2 separate regions of the Mus musculus genome follow, and region 2 is linked to region 1. A link is a loop called in an ENCODE intact Hi-C map of the cell type or tissue named here. Cell type or tissue: heart. All regions are shown on one strand. Each heading gives the region's core, and the rest is flanking DNA. Links, peaks and the distances in the headings are about the cores only. Region 1 holds the start of Gm13889 (predicted gene 13889). Region 2 has its middle 36 kb from the start of Gm39884.

The links. Hi-C counts contacts between places; a loop is a spot of excess contacts. Peaks named below come from ENCODE experiments on the same cell type or tissue, not always from the same donor. Only the 100,000 strongest peaks of a DNase experiment are listed, where the experiment ranks them.
Region 2: it touches region 1 in a loop (2.0-fold over the local background); 9 of 42 quality-filtered maps call a loop at or near these places.

Annotation. Positions count from the first base shown.
Region 1 is chr2:93,952,823-93,961,521 of GRCm38, forward strand. It overlaps Gm13889 (predicted gene 13889), which reads right to left and starts at 4,278. Exons shown (of 1, transcript NM_001145034.1): 1 at 2,988-4,278. The coding sequence starts at 3,936. The coding sequence ends at 3,565. Gm33160 (a long non-coding RNA gene) reads right to left here and starts at 4,698. Exons shown (of 2, transcript XR_374805.4): 1 at 4,620-4,698. In heart, for the core only: no CTCF peak of the experiment used is centred there; DNase peaks (open chromatin) are centred at 3,649 and 4,309; H3K4me3 peaks cover 2,665 bases; H3K27ac peaks cover 1,537 bases; H3K27me3 peaks cover 3,141 bases.
Region 2 is chr2:93,901,408-93,910,106 of GRCm38, forward strand. It overlaps a transcript of Accsl not described here. Among named protein-coding and RNA genes, the nearest start is that of Gm39884, 36 kb to the right of the region's middle. In heart, for the core only: no CTCF peak of the experiment used is centred there; DNase peaks (open chromatin) are centred at 5,174 and 6,684.

The sequences.
Region 1 (8,699 bases), core at 2,103-7,102:
GGAAAGACTGGAGTAGCTGCAAGCTGGATCTTGAGAGACAGAGTTGGGAAAGATTCCCCCAGAGAGGTGCTGTAGCCATGAAAGCTACAAGCAGAGGTATTAGCAAATGCTGGGGCCCAAGATTTTAAGCTACAAATACTTCACACCTTCTCAGATCACTAGCCATGTACACCTGGTGTCAGCATTGTAGAGGGAGGTAATAGGATTGAAAGGCATTTGAGATCGCATGGCTGGTACAGAGGCTTAGAACAGAAAACTAGGAGTCTGTATTCTAGAAATAGCATAGGTTGAATTAAAAACATATAATACCAGTTTATAATGCACTAATTAGTTTGGTGTGTGTGTGTGTGTGTGTGTGTGTGTGTGTGTAGTGTATTTTAACAGCAAAGTCTCAGGTACCCCAGGCCAGCCTCAGACTCCCTGTGTAGCTGTGGAGAATGACCTAGAGCTATTCCCAGGCCCTTTGAAGGAGCCCTGCTCCCAAGACTTACCTCCGTCTTCCTCGGTGCCAGCCAGATAAGGGCACCAGCATCCCTTAGGCGTGGCCACATCACAACCTCAGTGTTCCTCACTAGCCCTCTCTGAGTCACTGACTCTACTGCACATCTTTTCCCATCATGCCCCAGAACTTTCTAAGAACCTGGGACAGATGGAATATCACTTCTATGGCTGTAAGCAGAGGTCTTAGCTTAAATGTAGGTCAGCTACCCAATAGGATTTTATTAAACAGTGATGCAGATCTGTATTACGGACACTAAATGCAGATACACTCAAGTCATAATGAAGCCTGACAATAACTCACAGAGCGCAAACCCCTTTTATCCAAGAATCCAAATGTGTACACCTAGACAGGGCTTCCAAAATGTCCGTCTGTTCACCCAGGGCGGTGGGAGTATAAAGGATGAATTTTGCACTCTACTGAACAAATATTCCTTGGATGATAAATATTAGAATAATCCAAAAACAAACAAGAATTAGTGAAACATGCTTATCACGTCAGCACTTGGGAAGCGGAGCAGCAAAAGCAGGGATTCACGGCTGTCTTCAGCTGCATTGGGATCTGGAGGCCAGCCAGCCAAGGCAAATAAGACTGTCTCACACACACACACACACACACACACACACACACACACACATACACACGCCAATGATGCCGCTGCCACCACAACCACTGCCACCACCACTAAACATATGACCGCTTCTCCGGGAGTACAAATGCTGAACTCATGGGCTCTCTGTTGCCTTTTGATTCGTTTTAACCCAGCAAACATTTCAGAAGTGGCTAGTCAGCGCTGGTTCCCACCAGTGGCTGAGCAGAGTCAGAGGGCTGTGTATGGATCCTACAATAACCCTCCATGTGGGCTGGGATGGCCCATGGAGACAGTCTAGGAAGGCCTTCAGTGAGGTAGGGGGTGTCATCCAGACACCTGGGACATCTGGTTCTCAGGAGGAAAAGGAGCCACAGTTGAAGAGCTAGACAAGGATAAGGTGGGGGGGGGGACAGGAAAGTCCATAGTGGAGCTGTAGCCTCTTGCTCCCCACCCTGGAGCTCGGGCCAGCCCAGTCTGACCGCTGCAGTGACTGTTATCAAACCATAGTTGCCTCTCAAAAGTGAAGCCCTGGCAGCTAAGGGCATCCTGTCAGTCTTCCTGTCACAGGGAGCCATTTTGAGTATCATGGTGTTCTCAAGGGCTGGGATGGAGCTAAAGACCCTAATCACCAGGACCTGGTGTTTGTTTTCCCATCTCTGAGCCAGTCAGGGAGGCAACCTTTCATAACTAACGTGTCTCCTTGTTTGTTCCATTTCTGCTGCTTTCTGGCTTGCAGAAGTAGGGCTTCAAGAGGTACAGAGTAAGGAGAGAAAGGGCAGTTCAGATCCTAAAGTGGGTCGTGTGCCAAGAAGATAGACAGGCAGGCAGGCAGGCAGGCAGGCAGGCAGACAGACAGAGATTCAAACTGGCACACACACACACACACACACACACACACACACACACACACACACACACACACCACTACTAGGGGGCGCCTGAGTACAGGGACCAGGTTACCCCCGAGCAGAGGTAGTATCTGTTCTCAGGATTAAGCAGTCTAGCCCTGGACTGATTCTGTAGGGCTGGTCAGAGACTGGGTGTGAGCACAGGCTCTTCTTAGTCGAATGTTGTTTGTCACTCGGGTCGCCACCTGCGGCGTAGGCGACACTCTACATAGCTAGCTAGCTCAGGGGACTTGGAATGTGGAGCGGCTGCTGAAGAGCCCTGGAAAGGGAAAGTAGAGCCAGAGTCAGAAGAATCTGCAGCCCTCCACACTCCATGTGCTTCCTTCCTGGCTGCTAGGCTTGCTTTCTTCGCTGAAAACCAAGACCCAAGCCGAGAACGAGTGAGAGATGCCGTGGGAACCTGGCGCCTGAAGGCTCTGATTCTTCCTAGGCGGAAGCTAGAAGGAGCCTAGGAAAAGCGAGGGAGGAAGGAACCTGATCACCCGAAGCGCAGGTGCACCGGGCACAGAGCTGAGTCAGCGAGGGTTGAGAGGGCGGGACGGGAGGAAGAGTCGCTCACCTGCGGGGACAGCGAATGTTCACCCACGCACTCGCTCTCCCTCGGGTACCACGGCTCAAACATCCCAGCCCGACTTGCCCATTGTTGGCTCGAATTTGGTCCCCTGCGGTATCCCAGCACTCCCTCAAAGAAACCATGGCCAGGAAAGGGCAGAGAGTGGAGTGAACCTTGCTAAGTGCTAAGTGACCTGGACCTCCCTGGGAGGTCACAGTTAGAGTGCGCTCTCCATCCTCGGAACATCACCCTCGCCTCTCAGACCGTGTGGAGAGCAGACCAGGTGGCAGGAGCACCGGAGGTGTCACCTCAATCTGGAAGTTTTGTGAGCTACCTCCACTTGATCCTCCATGCCCCCCCCCCCATCCACATCCCCTCCTCCTCTGCCTTCCAAACCGGACCCCTAAGGTTCAAGAAGTCCAAAGCCCGGAGAAGTGCACAGTGTAAATATATTGGCTTTATTTGTGTCCATTTAGACTCCTCACAGACAACATCCAGGTAAAAAGACCGTTAAATAAAACGCCTTCAGCTATTGCAATGCAAAAATAAATATCAATCCTCGGCTGCAGCAGCAGCCGCGCTGCGCCCCAAGTCCCCTCAGTTAGCCCAACAATTATAAAAAGTGTTCAGCGAAAGTGTCGGCGTGAGTGTGAACGGGTGTGCGCTGGAGGTGGGGCACAGTGGAGCGGTGTGCAGAATCCGAATTGCATCGGCGACCCCCGGCGACGAGCCGACTCAGCGGAGCCGCCTCCCGCGCACACTCACAGCAGAGTTCGGACTGGGAAAGAGTTAAAAAATAAACATTTACAAGGGCAAAGAAAGCGACTCCCCTCCCTGGCGTCCCCGAACGCTCTTCGGGACCCCGGTGGGTCCGCAGCCGGGCTACAGTCCCAAGGAGTGAGGGGAGCTGACCCCGGGTGGTCGGGGCCGCCTGGGGAGCGGGTCCCCTCCGGATGCTCCCTCTGTTTCCCGGCGCTTGGCGGTGGAGCAAGTCCCCAAGCGGGCTACCGCCTCACAGGGCCGAGTCGGAGTCGCTGGAGTCCAGGCTGTTCCTCAGTTTGCAGCTGCCGAGCGGCTCCCTCTGCAGCGACAGGCTCTGCGTGCTGCGGCGCAGGCACTCCAAGCTCTGCAGGAACGACTTCTTGGCCTTCTCCTCCTCCATCGGGGACACCCCCTCCTCCTCCACCTCCTGGATCTCGTCGAAGGTCACCGGCTGCGTCTTGAAGCGGGACTGGCGTGGCCGCCGCAGCCGGCCCTTGCCCTTGGGCAGCTTGGCGGGCCGCACCGGCTGCGGGAACTCATCGGTCAGGCACACGAAGTGTGGCATCACCGCTTGGTAGCTGGAGCAGATGCCCATGAGCTCGCCGGGCTTGGCGGCCGCCATGGCGCCGTCGGCGGGTGCGGAGCCGGGGGGTGGCGGGGCGCCCGGGCTCTCCGGGGGCGGCCGCGGCTCCGGGGTCCCCCGGGAGGCGACAGCCTGGGGCTCTCCGGGCGGGGGATCCAAATCTGCTGCGGGGTGGCGGCGGGCCTCGCTGGCCCGAGCCGACGCTGCTGGAGAGGGATAGCGGGCGGGCGGGCCCGTCGGGGGGCGCGGGGCTGCGCTGCGCTGCTCGGCGATGCTTCGAGAGGCTCCCTGCCGCCCCTGTCGCGGTCGCTGTCGCTGTCGCCGTGTACCCCGCGGCGGCCCGCCTAGCCGCTTATATAGCCCGCCTCTGCCCACACGGCTGCAAGCTCGGATGACAGCGAATGCCATTTAAAGCGTGCGCGCCCCGCGCCCTTCCGCCTGACGTCGCCCTCCCCGCCACTCTGGGAAAGTAACGGTCCCTTCCCCGGCACCGCCCGCCAGCCACGCTCCGGAAGGCGCGCCCCGCCTGCCGCGGCCCATCCAGCAAGAGCACCCCGCTGCTTCTGGACCCACAGAACCGAGCCACCACTGTAGGTTCTGGGATTACCCCAGCCCCAAGTCTGCACAGATCCGAGTGGCCAAGAGGTTTCAGATCGCTCCCCACCCTCCCCCACCCCCCAGCTCCAATCACTCCAGAGGCGCAGGCTCTTCCCCCTTGGTACCTTTCCAGGCACACTGGCCACAGGGCAGTTGCTGGTTCTCCTGCCAGTCTCCACAGCCAGGGTGCCCAACTCCCAGTGCTTGATCTCTGAAAAATGGGAGGGCTTCTGAAACTCTGCCACCCCCTCCCCAGGCTCCGTAAGCTCTACACACACACACACACACACACACACACACACACACACACACACGCCTTTACGCACGAATACAAACACACCCCATTATTCCACTCCAGTTCTTCCATTCCCTAGATGCTTCTCCCCACACTCTCCCCACCCCAAGTCCCTCCGGCACCCCCATTCATGAACCGCAGAGTGGCACTTGGATAGGGCACTAACAACAATAATAATAGCTCCCATCTGGTATACTTTATTCAAGCTTGCTAGCAAGCTCCCTGAACATATATTATCTTGTTCATCCTCCTAACAGCCGGGTGGGATAATTAGTATTCCTTCAATTTCACACGAGAAAAGGGAGGCTCGGAAGGGCTAATTAACTAGTCCACTAGAAACTGAAGGAAACGGGTAGGATAGACTCCGGAGGCTAATGCTAAGGGTAGCATTCCCAAGACTTTGGAGAGAGGCCTTGCCCAGGATACTCACCGCCTCTGGCAACAGAGGGTCTCAGTGAGGTTTGGCTTCCCTATATATCCACGACCAGAAGCCAATTAAGACTTTGTGTGAGCACTCAGGGTGTAAACAAGAGCAGCAATGGAAGAGTCCTTGAATACAGGGCGGTGGTATACACCTGTAATCCCAGCCCTTGGGAGATGGAGGCCAGAGAATCAGGAGTTCAAAGCCAGCCCTGGCTGGATAGAGAACTCCAAGCTAGCCTAAGCTACAGGAGAGCTTGTTAAGACAGGGAGAGAGACACAGAAGGAGCCCACAGCCTCCCTCTTAAAAGTTGCACTCCAGTGGGAGGGAGCATGAAAACATCAACAAGAACTGGAGTCTTGAAGGAAATGCAGAGGGAGGTGTGCAGAGCCAGTCACCAGGAGAGAGTGGGTGGCACTGCCAAGCAGTCCAAACGCACTAGGGTAAGTTCTGGCTATGCATCAACTCAACTCGTCCATTGCAAGTGTGCACTATGCTAGCTTCTCAGCAACCTTGGGTAGCCAGAGTCACTATCACCGCTGTGCACTCATGAGAGGACAAAGGCACAAGAGAGCTAAGCAACTTGCCAACAGTAGTCAGCAGTAGAGCTGAGATCCAGGCATCCTGGCTCCCAAGTGCTCACTCTTAGCCACCACACTGAAGTGAAAAATTAAGCAGTATGTGTGTGTGTGTGTGTGTGTGTGTGTGTTGGGGGGTGATGAAGGAACAAACCACATGGGTGCCAAGGCAGGAGGAAAGTGTTTGGACATCAGGTACAGATCACTAAGGCAACAATAAGATCGGTGAGTGCACAGCCAACCATTGGACTGAGCGTGGGGACCCCAGTGGAGGAGTTAGAGAAAGGACTGAAGGAGCTGAAGGGGTTTGCAGCCCCATATGAAGAACAACATCAACCAGGACCCTCCCCCCATCACCCGAGCTCCCAGGGACTAAATCACCAACCAAAGAGTATACATGGAGGGTCCCATGGCTCCAGCTGCATATGCAGCAGAGGATGGCCTTGTCAGGCATCAATGGGAGGAGAGGCCCTTGGTCCTGTGAAGGCTTGATTCCCCAGTGTAGGGAAATGCCAGGGTGGTGGGGAGGGAGTGGGTGAGTGGGTGGGGGAGCAGCCTTATAGAAACAGGGGAAGGGGGCGGGGATAGAGGGTTACAGATAAGAAGCTGGGAAAGGGGACAACACTTGAAATGTAAATACATAAAATATCCAATAAAAATAATAATTAAAAAAAAAAGATTGGTGAGTGCAGCAACCATGGGGCAGCCTTTGTGACTGAACAGGGGAGGAAGACAAGAAGTAGATACAGCTTCGTAAGGTCGTGAGACCATGTCATAGGGACAGAATTTCACCACGAGGACGTCAGTATGGTATTGAAACAGTTTCCTCCAATTGATGTTTTCCAAAACTCAGTCTGAATATTGTGAGGAGAGAAGCCTGGGAAAAAGCAGGGTATCCACTTTGGCGTGGCCTCCGGTCACATGACCTTGGGTCACATGACCTCAGACTCAGTCCACTAAAGCCTCTCATTAGGGATGCAGAGAAATGGTTTGACTTGTGATGTATCTGAAGATATGGTGTGGTCACGGGGACCAAGGCTAACTTTTGTGCATTTGACTCCAGTAAGCGTTCAAGGGTACTATTTACTATCAGGTGTAAAGTCTGTCAGCTGGCCACCAAAACTCATTTTCTGCCTGTGTGAGATCCGAAATGCTCACGACAGAATTATACCAGGTCCGAGAACACAGTGAGCTTGCATCTTAAAACTTTAGGCAATGCTCTGTGCATTGCCTTTAACAGGAGTTTAAGCAATGCTCCATATATCAGTATGGGTACCCAGAAGGGAAAGCTGTTCCTGATAAATTTCAAATCCACAGCACTGGCTTAGACAGCTACTAGAGAGTAGAACCCCAAGACCTTTGTTATGGCAGAGTAAAATGCTTATCACTGATATCATGTACAGACAGCTATTTGGAAATCAGACCACATGCCTACTGAGCCTATAAGATTCTACCAAAGAAAAAATGGTTAGGAAGAGCCAAAAAAAAATTTTTTTTTTGCACGTGTTGCCTGATTGGTGTTGCTTTTAGCAAGATATTACAAGAAAGAGATTGGCTGGCTTGCAAGAGGAGGCAGGCAGAAATAGAGTCCAGAAAACTGATGTCCTTGGGGTTGGAAAAGCCATCTAGACATCCAAAGGGCATGTGATCAGACCAGGGCCCAGAGTCTCTTAAAGCCTGCCTGTTATGCCAAAGATTAAGTCTTCAAAATCACTGCTAGGGCCAAGTAGTATATTAAAGGTGTCATCCAAATCTATCATTTTTGGATCTCCCTGGGGTGACTCTCATTGTAAAATAGTGAAAAGTGACCGGTTGGCCAGAGAGACAGTAACTGTCAGGAAAGCAGTTAACAGCCACATGGAACTGTCTAGAACCAGATAAACCTGAAGCCAGCTAAGGTTCTGGGGGAGTTGATGTCACCAACAAAGTTGCAAAGGAGCCCAAGACAGACTGTTCTGAAAGGAGGGTAAATGGGCAACCAACTGCCAGTTCAGCCCTTGGTCGGGGATGGAGAGGGCAACAGGGCCATCCACACAGAGCTTTGTCCCATGGTTTCTAAGAGTATGCTTGGGCAGAGCCCACTAGCTACCCACACAGCTGAGTCACATTCCTCAATGCTCCCCCTAGCCCGCCCCATAGCAAGGAGACCACTCAGCTGAACTGCCTTCCGTGGGATGTGGCCAGCAATAGCATGTCACTTGTATCTTTCCAAGAGCAACTGCCTGCTGTGACTTTCCTCTCCCTCTGGTGGGACCAGCAATGAAGAGATCACGGGAACGTTACGTTAAAGGCAGTAGTACCACCGTTGATCTGGGTTCCCTCAAAGGCTAAGTAGAGCTGAGTTGTCTACCAGCTTGAACTTTCCTCAGAGCTATGAGAACACAACTATATATTAAAGCTTTTCTAGTTTGAAGTCTTTACATTGACACAACATTGTCCTGGCGGGGGGGAGGGGGGGCTCATGAAATGTCCAAGTAGAGATGCCAAGAAAGAATGGGGCTTAGGGGAGGCCTGTGGGGTTGGAGTGAAGATTTCAGGATTCATCGGGTCCAACAGCATTCATTGGAGGCTGGAAAAAGACTCACTCTTCAGACAGAGGGCTGGGACAGGCCTATACTAGGAGAAGGGCGGGGGACAGTCAGTCACCTGCTTGCTGTGCAAGCATGAAGCATGAAGCCCTGAATTAGATCGACAGAACTCATGAGAACGAGTTGGATATGGTAACATGCGCTTGCAATCTCGGGACTAGGGAGGTGGAGACAGGCTTGACCCCTGGTCCCTGGCCTCAGCTATAGGTGAGTGGCAGATCAATGAGAGAAGACCCTGTCTAAAAATAATAAAACAAGGTGGATAGCTCCTGAGTAACCCGCCTAGGCTACCGAATGAGCTACAGACCAATGAGGGAGACTAA
Region 2 (8,699 bases), core at 2,488-7,487, 51 kb before region 1:
TCTGCCATGGTATTTTTTTTTTTAATAACAGCATCAGAAAACTAATATAGGCCGGGCATGGTGGCGCATGTCGTTAATCCCAGTACTTGGGAGGCAAAGGGAAGCAGATTTCTGAGTTCGAGGCCAGCCTGGTCTACAAAGTGAGTTCCAGGACAGCCAGGGCTATACAGAGAAACCCTGTCTTGAAACTCACCCCCCACAAAAAAAATAAAAGAAAAAGAAAACTAATATAGAAATCTACCCAAAACTTTAAGAGGTGGGGTGTAGCTGGAGGAAGCATGTCAGTGGGGGGTGGGGGTTGGATTTAGAGGTTACACTTGGTCCTGTCCTCTCTCTAAGCTCTCTGACTGCCATGAGGTACCAAGCCTGGCACCTCTATGCCATCCCCACCACTGTGTCCTGCCTCAAAATGCTTCAGAAACGGTACGGGAGGAGTGTGGACCAGGATGTCAGAGTAAAGCTCTCCTCCTTTGATTTGTTCTGTGGGATATTTGAGTTGTAATCTCCACAAACCCCAGCGCATACTCTCCCCAGCACACGGCCATTTCCCAGATGGAGTGAACTAGCCAGCATGGCGTGTGTAGCTATGCCATGGAGGGCCCAGAACCCAGGCGTTAGGAGCTGCTGTCCGTCCTCCAAAACCCCGCTTGCTCTTTCTACCCTCTCCATGCAGATGACAGGGGCCTCGGTCACGGTGCAGCCATGAGAATGAGAAGGCCAAGCTTCTGCAGCCTCTGTATGAAGGAGATCAGTGGCAACCTGACCAGCAGCCTGGGAAGTTCCAGAGGATGAGAGCCTCTTTCCTGAATGCTATCGAGCTTCCTTTGTGTTAGACACTCATCGTTCTGTGATCTACTCATTATTGAAGCCTCGGCCAACTGATGCACATTCTATAATCCTAGCAGGTAGTGACACTCAGGGCATACCTTATGAGGTGGCAACAGGAACCACCAGCCAAGGCCTCTCTCTTCCAGTGGAGTATGGATGTCCTAACATTAATCACACTCTTGCCTGAGTAAGCTGAGCTTGGCCATCAGATGTCTCTCCGCACAGATCCTGTCTAGTCACCAGTGTCACTGTTAAAAGGTGGGGTCTTCAGGAGACAAGGGCACACACACTCCACCTTCTATATCAGATTAAGAGGCTAGGGCCTTTGCTGTGGTTTAGGTTGGAAGTGGCCACCTGAGTTCATGCTTTTGAATACACAGACTCCAGCTTGTGGCACTGATAACTAATACAGCATCTTAGGCCCCCTTTTTCCATCTGTCCCTTCTGCCATGAAAGGACATAGTGTTCACCCTTTTCAGAGGCCACAGCAACCAGGCACCATTTTAGAAGCAGCAAGCAAACACAGACATGGATTGGTTGGTTGCTCTCAGTCATCCTAGACTCCAGAACCAAATGACTCACTCTAAGGTCATCTGGTAGGATCAGGGGAACAAACTAAGACGACTGGGAGTTCCACCTCAGCCTTTGCCTGCAGTGACTCAGCAGTACCCACTCCGGAGAGCAAAAAAGAAGGCTCTTGATCTCTCTGTTACAGGTGGGTAAGTCAAGGCACAGAGAGGAAAGACCACAGACTACCACAGATGGAGGTGGGACTCCAAGGCAGGCCTGCTGGGGTCAGAGCTCTTGCAGAGAGAGGGCAGGGAGGCAGACAGCCAAGGAAGCTATCGGGTTTCTGGAGGGGTAACAGACAACTCTTGGGGCTTCTGTTTCTCCTTCTGGCCTGGAATCCAGACAAGCCAGGGAACAGCCTGACCGGACCTCCTGGCCTCCTGGCCGGGCCAGCTTTTAGAGTGGTCTTGTTTCTCTGCAGGAGTCTAGGTGGCTTTGAAACTTGAAACAGAGTGTGCCTGGATTGCAGATGGCTCCTGCCCAGGAGCCTGCCTCCTTCATTTCCATAGGGCTAACTACTGCCTCTTGATAGGGTGCTGTGTCCCCTGGGAGTACAGGGTGCTGAGCCAGGACTACAAAAGCCTGTGCTACCTGCCATTTCTGCAAACTGAGCCAAGCCACCAGCTCCTCATTCCACCTCCTCTGGGTGCCTGACCCTCACCTGGGTTGAGCCACACTGCGGTGCTTGGGCTGGGAGCCAAGGCTAGGGATGGGGTGGTCATGGGGTGCAGACCACAAGGAAGGGAAGGGCAAGGGCAGGCTTGCTGAATCCTGTCGTCAGAGACCCATGGCCACCACATGGCCCCAAGACGGAAAGGAAACAGGAGGCCTCTCAAAATAGACCAGCGTGTGGCTCGGCTGCATTTCCCAGCTTCCACCATCTGGCCAAGCCTGGGCTGGAAGAGAGAGGCAGGGGAGGGGAAAGGCTGTGTATGGATAGGCTCCTGACTTCTGTGGAGCAGAGTCAAGTAGGCCGCCCACCATTCACTCAGCACCTCTTCCCTTTGACTCCAGCGTCGGTGAGAGGCAATGTCATGGACGGATAAGTTAACTGAGGCTCAGAGAGGTCAAGAGGCTTGTCCAAAGCTACACAGCTGGGAGTTGACAGAACCAAGTTAGCACCACAGCACCTATGGCTACCGGCCACTGTTGATCTGATGCCTTTGGGCTGCCTCTGACCTTAGATCTGATCCCTGGAAAAACCAGAGCCTGTGACTCGTCTACGGTCCTGTCACAGCTGCCTGTGATAGTCACAGCAGCAGAGAGTTTGGAGGAAGAGTGGCTTGACCCCAGACAACCTCACTAAGGTTCCCTTTGTGTGTCAGAGTCCTGATACAGACCCTGCAAACCCCACATGTCCCTCTTTCACACCAAAGCTGGTCCCAGCCAAACACCCACCATAATGATCTATCCACCATTGCCCAGGCCTACCGGGGCCTTAACCTTCCAAGTTGCCCTAAAGGGATGTGGCCAGGAAAGTATTCGCCATCCCGCCCCACCCCCACCTCCCCAAGATCCTGAGGTCCAGGGTGCTGAAGACTGCATGTACAGAGAGACAGCCAGCTAAGACACCAATCTGTCCTTCATGCAGTCACTCAACAACCATATACAGGGTGATTGCTGTTCCTGAAACCAGAGCTAGGCCAGCCACATGGGAATTGTCCCTGTTCCCATTGACCACGACCTCAGGCTTCCTTCATGTGACAATTATGGTGATTCCATTTCCACTGGCTCTCCTTGATTCCAGTGCTGGGGCCTTGGGGTGAGGCATAAGGTAGGTTCCCAGGGCTACACCTACCACGATGCTCACCCCAGAACAGTACCATTGTCCAGGTCAGGCTAGTGTCCCCAGGATATACTGATAGTCTGGGTACCAGCTATCTGGAGGCTTTCTGAAAGGGAGCAGTGGCCTTATGTCCCACAGGGGCCCAGATCAGAGGCAGGGAAGGAAACAACGGGAAGGAGAGGAGATAAGAGAAAGGTAAGTGGAGAGAAGAGACAGAGGACAAAGAGAAGCAAAGGAAAGAGGCACAGGAAAGGAAAGCAGGGAGAGGCGGAAACTAAGCGCATGTTCTCCACCCAGGCCCAGGCCCACATGAGAGCCGGTCTTGGTAGCCTGTCTTCTCCACCCAGCAGCCAGATAGGACAGTGCAAGAAGTGGTACCCAGAGCCTGCAGGGCCCCAAACATAAGTGCTGCCCTTAAAACCAGGCCAACCTGGGAGAGCTTTGGGAGGGAGGCTGTGACTTTGCCTCTGTGTGTTTGGCTTGTGCAGCTTCTTCATGAGTGTTCCTGGCCACTCAGGATTGGTCCAGACCACGGTGGAGTGCTCCAGACCATGGTGGAGTGCTCCAGACCATGGTGGAGTGCTCCAGACCATGGTGGAGTGCTCCAGACCATGGTGGAGTGCTCCAGACCATGGTGGAATGCTCCAGACCACGGTGGAGTGTTCCAGACCACAGTGGAGTGCTCCAGACTGCAGTGGAGTGCTCGAGGACTCACAAGAAGCTAGGAAGGGCAGCAGGGTTCATAGGCGGAAGGAAGCTTCCACAGAGCTGCAGAGACCAGTCTGCACTTGATCCAAAGGGAACAAAGAAAAAGTGGAAGGAGCCTGGAAATCAGGGCCTCAGCACTGAACCTAAGCTAACTGGAATCTGTTTCAGAGGGAGTGTATGGGACACCTGGCTTGCTGTAGAAGCCTGTGCATTGTGGAGCAAGGCCACCTTCTGTGCCTTCCATGGGACCTGATTATCTCCTCTATAAGCTGGGGATAAGAAAAATGCACAATCCTGCAGGGTGAGGGTTAGATGAGGTTAGATGCAGAAGGGGCTCAGCAGACAACACACTATAAATTGTTTGCCAAGCAGGGCATTCAGAAGGCAGAGGCAGGAGGATGTCTGTGAGTTCAAGGCCAGCCTAGTAGTCTACATATCGAGTTCCAGGATATGTAGAGAGACCAAGACTATGTAGAGAGATACTGTCTCAAAACAACTACTACCACCACAACAAACCCACCCAAAAAACAAAACAATAATAAAAAAATTGCTTGTTATTATTAATCGTTGCTTCAGCTGCCATCTTTGTTGATGTTGACACAAGGCTAGGTCAGTGCCTGCCCCTGGGACTATAAAAGGAATGAAAATATAAGCCAGTGCTCTAAGACTTTATAGTCAAATGCTCAGAGCAAGCCAGAAGCCAAAAGTTGTTCACACTTTAGTATAAATTACTGTTACAAGTTACTGTCCTTAAAAGAAGGGAGGAGACTTCCTTGTGAAAAGGCAAAATCCATTCGAGAAAGGGCATCACAGAATGGAAAACTCCCGCTGGGGAGGTCATAGAGTCAGGGAATCTGTCTGTCCTATTCTGGGAAGAGATGGTGGAAGGGTTACAGATCTGTTCTGAGTTTCGAAAGAGACTCTTCCAGATTCTAGAAGTCCCCTGCAGCAGTAGAAGGGAAAAAGCACTCTTTTAAAATACCTATAAGGAAAAGCCTCATTTGCCCAAAGCATGTTGTTCCCACCATTCCCACCAACCTTCTTCATCCTTTCACTGGGCCCTAGCCTTGAGCCTAGGAGATGAACTCTCTTGATCCCATTCATTTGCCAGGTGATTCAGGCTGGTTTGGGGAAATCGGCTAGGTCTCTGGGCTTTTCCCCGCTTGCTCCTCCCACAAGTCAGAACAGTCCCTGGTCCTGGCCTGAGTGACCTTTCAGTCTCAGAGGGGCCAGATCCAGCCAGGGAACAGGGCCGGTGACCCAGATTCCACTTCCTGTCTTGCTTCCCTCCATCCCCAGACGCCAGCTGCATCTGGAACTGACAGCAGGCCAGCAGAAAACCTTTCACAGGCCTTTGCTGGCAGCAGTGGAATCAGTAGCAGGCAGCCTCTGGGCTGGGCACCTGTAGTCCTTCCCCACAGCCAGGATCAGCCACAACAGGGACCCAGACACCACATCTCATCCAGCCCTGACTCCCAATTCACAGAAGGACAGACAGAGAGGCCCAGAGCAAAGCTAAACAATGGGAGGCTAACTGAACCCACATTCACCTCGCCCAACAACACCGTCTGCTCCCAGATTCTCAGAAAGTCCCACAGGCCTTAGGTATAGAAATCAGTGCCTGGGTAGGCTCGGAAAGGAAGGGAACTCCTGCTGGGTGCATCCCTACAGGCATTCAGGGATATGCAATCAATTGTCCCAGGCTCAGCCATGCCATGGCATGGCTATATTTTCCTAGAGAGCTCTCATTTTCTCATCTTTTAGGACAGTGAGGAAACACACTGCCACAGCCACAGAGGCTTGTCATGCATACCATGAAATGAATCCACACTGCAGACCTAGACAGGTTTCTGCACTTAACAGGGAGAGGCCCAGCCAACATGCAAACAAAGGATATATAGGATACCAGTTGAGTTATCTACATGGCAAAGGCAAGCTGTGCTGAGGTGCATCTGGTAGACAGAAGGATGGGTGGTGGTCCCTGGCTCTGAGCAGGTGACATTTAGGCTGAGCCAAGAAAATAAGAAAGAATAAGGAAGTCTCAGGGGTGGTGGGGGTGGGGAGAGGTGGGGGAAGGCAGGGAATACTGTCATTCACCCTGGGAGAGACCTGTCAGGCCAGACAACACCAGTTTCCTTTTGACTGGAACACAGATCATGTCTTGGAAGTACCACAAAGCCAGACAAAGGTAGCATGAGGATTTCTATGCCTTAAGATTAGGCTTTCCTCTGGATAAAAGGGTGAACTCTGGCGGGATGAGAGATGGAGGCAGGAAGATGTGTTGATGGCAGCTCGAACCAGACTATCTGAAGAGAGTCTGGGCTGGTTAGGGCGACCGGCTCAGCAGAGGAGTCAGTGAGTGTTAAGAGAGGAATGCAGAATGACTCCAGTTGTCCTATGTTAATAGCTGTGTGGCTGCCTTTCCCAAGACTGTAGAAAGTGAAATGAAGCCAGCAGCCAGCCTCAGGCAAGCCAAGGCTGGACAGACCTGTGTTGCCCAAGGGTCTGGCTAAGTGGGCAGTTAACAACCACGGCCATCACATTTACATATGCCTCTCTTGGTTACTGTGGGCTTTCCTACCACACCGAGGTGCTGGAGGGCAGGTACCCAGATTCTAGGCTCCTGGCTCTGTTCTCAGCAAGAGAATGCTCAGTGCTGGGCCTGTGGGCAGCTCATAAGTATTTATGAGCAAGCAATATGCTCAGAAGCCGGAACCAGAGTGATGTTCACAGCCAGCTCCAGGGCCTGCCTGCTGGTCCCCCTGGGAGACTCCATCCTGGGACTGCTCTTTCCTACCTCTGTTGCTCAGGCTTCCCAGCTTCCTGCCAGGAAATGCAGCCCCAGGCTTAAATCATTAGCTGGAACCTCCTCTCACAGCCAGCTTCTGTTTGCAACAACACTTTGCCTCTGCTAACTTGAAGGATGCTTCAGTTCGCCCTGGGTGGCACACTGAAGCAGAAAAGTGTCAGAGAGGTGCTTGCGCAGCAAGGAGGGGACCACAGGCCTCCCGTCACCTGCTCCACAAGGACACTGCATTTAAAATAAACCACAGTAAAGCATCTAAGAAGAAGAACTCTGCCTTTCTCCACCCAGGCTGCTTAAGAAAACACCACAGGCTGGTGCCGTAAACAACATAAAGCTGTTCCTCCCAGTCCTGGAGGCTGCAAGCCTGAGATCCTGGCGCCAGCACCTGGATAGGACCTGCTTTCTGCCCTACATAGATGGGGGGTCTTCTCTGGAGACCTCGGATTGTGGAAGCAGGGCTGATGGGTCTCTTGAGCATCCTGTAAAGACAGTGCTCTGCTCGCAAGCTCCACCCCTAACATAATCAGGTCCTAAAGGCCCTGCCTCCCAATCCCACAATCTTTCAGGGTAGAGATGGGGATGGGGATTAAGGTCCTGATGGGTGAATTGGGAAAGGGACAGGGGACAGCCTGGAGCTGAGAGTGAATGGTGATTGATAGCTATTGTAACCTTTGCCCAAGGAGAGCACAGGGCTAGTCCCAGGGCACCCAGGTCACATAAGGAGTGAACTTGAACACACAGCCCTCCCCAGCCTTTGAATGGGAGTCCCTAGAGGCTTAGCCTCCTGTCTTGAGACTTCCAGGTTCAAGCATATTCCATGCTACAGGCACTTTCTGTTCCTGATTATTTAAGACCTAATGCAGAAGTTCTGAACCTTTCTAATGCTGTGACCCTTTAGTACAGCTCCCCATGTTGTGGTGACCCCCAACCATTAAAAATCATTTTCATGGCTACTTCACAACTGTAATGTTGATGGTGTTATGAATCTTAATGTAAATATCTGGCAGGATACCTGATATGCGATCCCAACAAAAGGGTTGTTCATAAGGGGCTGAAACCCACAGGTTGAGAACCCTTGCCCTAATGAAAAGCATTCACTGCACTTCATTGGGCAGCTCTGGAGCCTCAGTTTCCCCATTTGGCAAATGGGGAGTTGCATGCAATGTGGCCAATCCCTTGAAGTTTTAAAAACAAAAAACTGAGAGTCTCCCTCATCTCTGAAGCCCAGCTCTGAAGGCTCCTCAGGAGGACCCGAAGACCCCGGATTAAAGGGCTGCAGAGATGGTTCCTGGCAAAGTGCTTGCTGGGCTTGAGGAAGGATCTGAGCTTGGAAACTGAGAACCCCACATAAAAGCCTGGCATGGCGGTGCTTGCCCGTGATCCCAGCACTGGGGAGGCAGATACAGGTGGAACCCTGAAGGTGGATGGCCAGCTAGGTAAACGAATGACCACAAAGCTCAGTGAGAGAGCTTGCCTCAAAAACAAGGTGAGAAGTGATTGAGGAAGACACTCAGTGTTGGCCTCTGACCTCCACATCTACACACATGAATGCATACACACACACACACACACACACACACACACACACACACAGTCAGACAGACAGACAGACAGGTCTCCCATGTTCCTGTCACAACACAGCTATCCAGGGTCTCCACAGGAGTTGGTGACATTGAGCCGGGAGACCACTGCAGAGCAGCGCCCAGTCATTTCCCAGCAGACACATGCCACCTGCTCTCTCTACACAGACCCATGGCCCCATGCCTAGAACAGTGTTCCTTGGTTGGGCAAGGCTGTAACAGGAGCTAAATCTGCTTGGAAAACCTATTGTGTAACTCTGCCCTTCCATGAAAGGCATACAGCCACCGGGAAAGGCAGCTTGAAGGAGCCAGGACTTTCTTTGAAGTAAATATCTTGGCACGACCCACTAAGAAATGTCCTTTTGAACGTTACTAACTCTAGGTTACTGCTAATTTACTCTGAGCTAGTGACAGTGTCCTG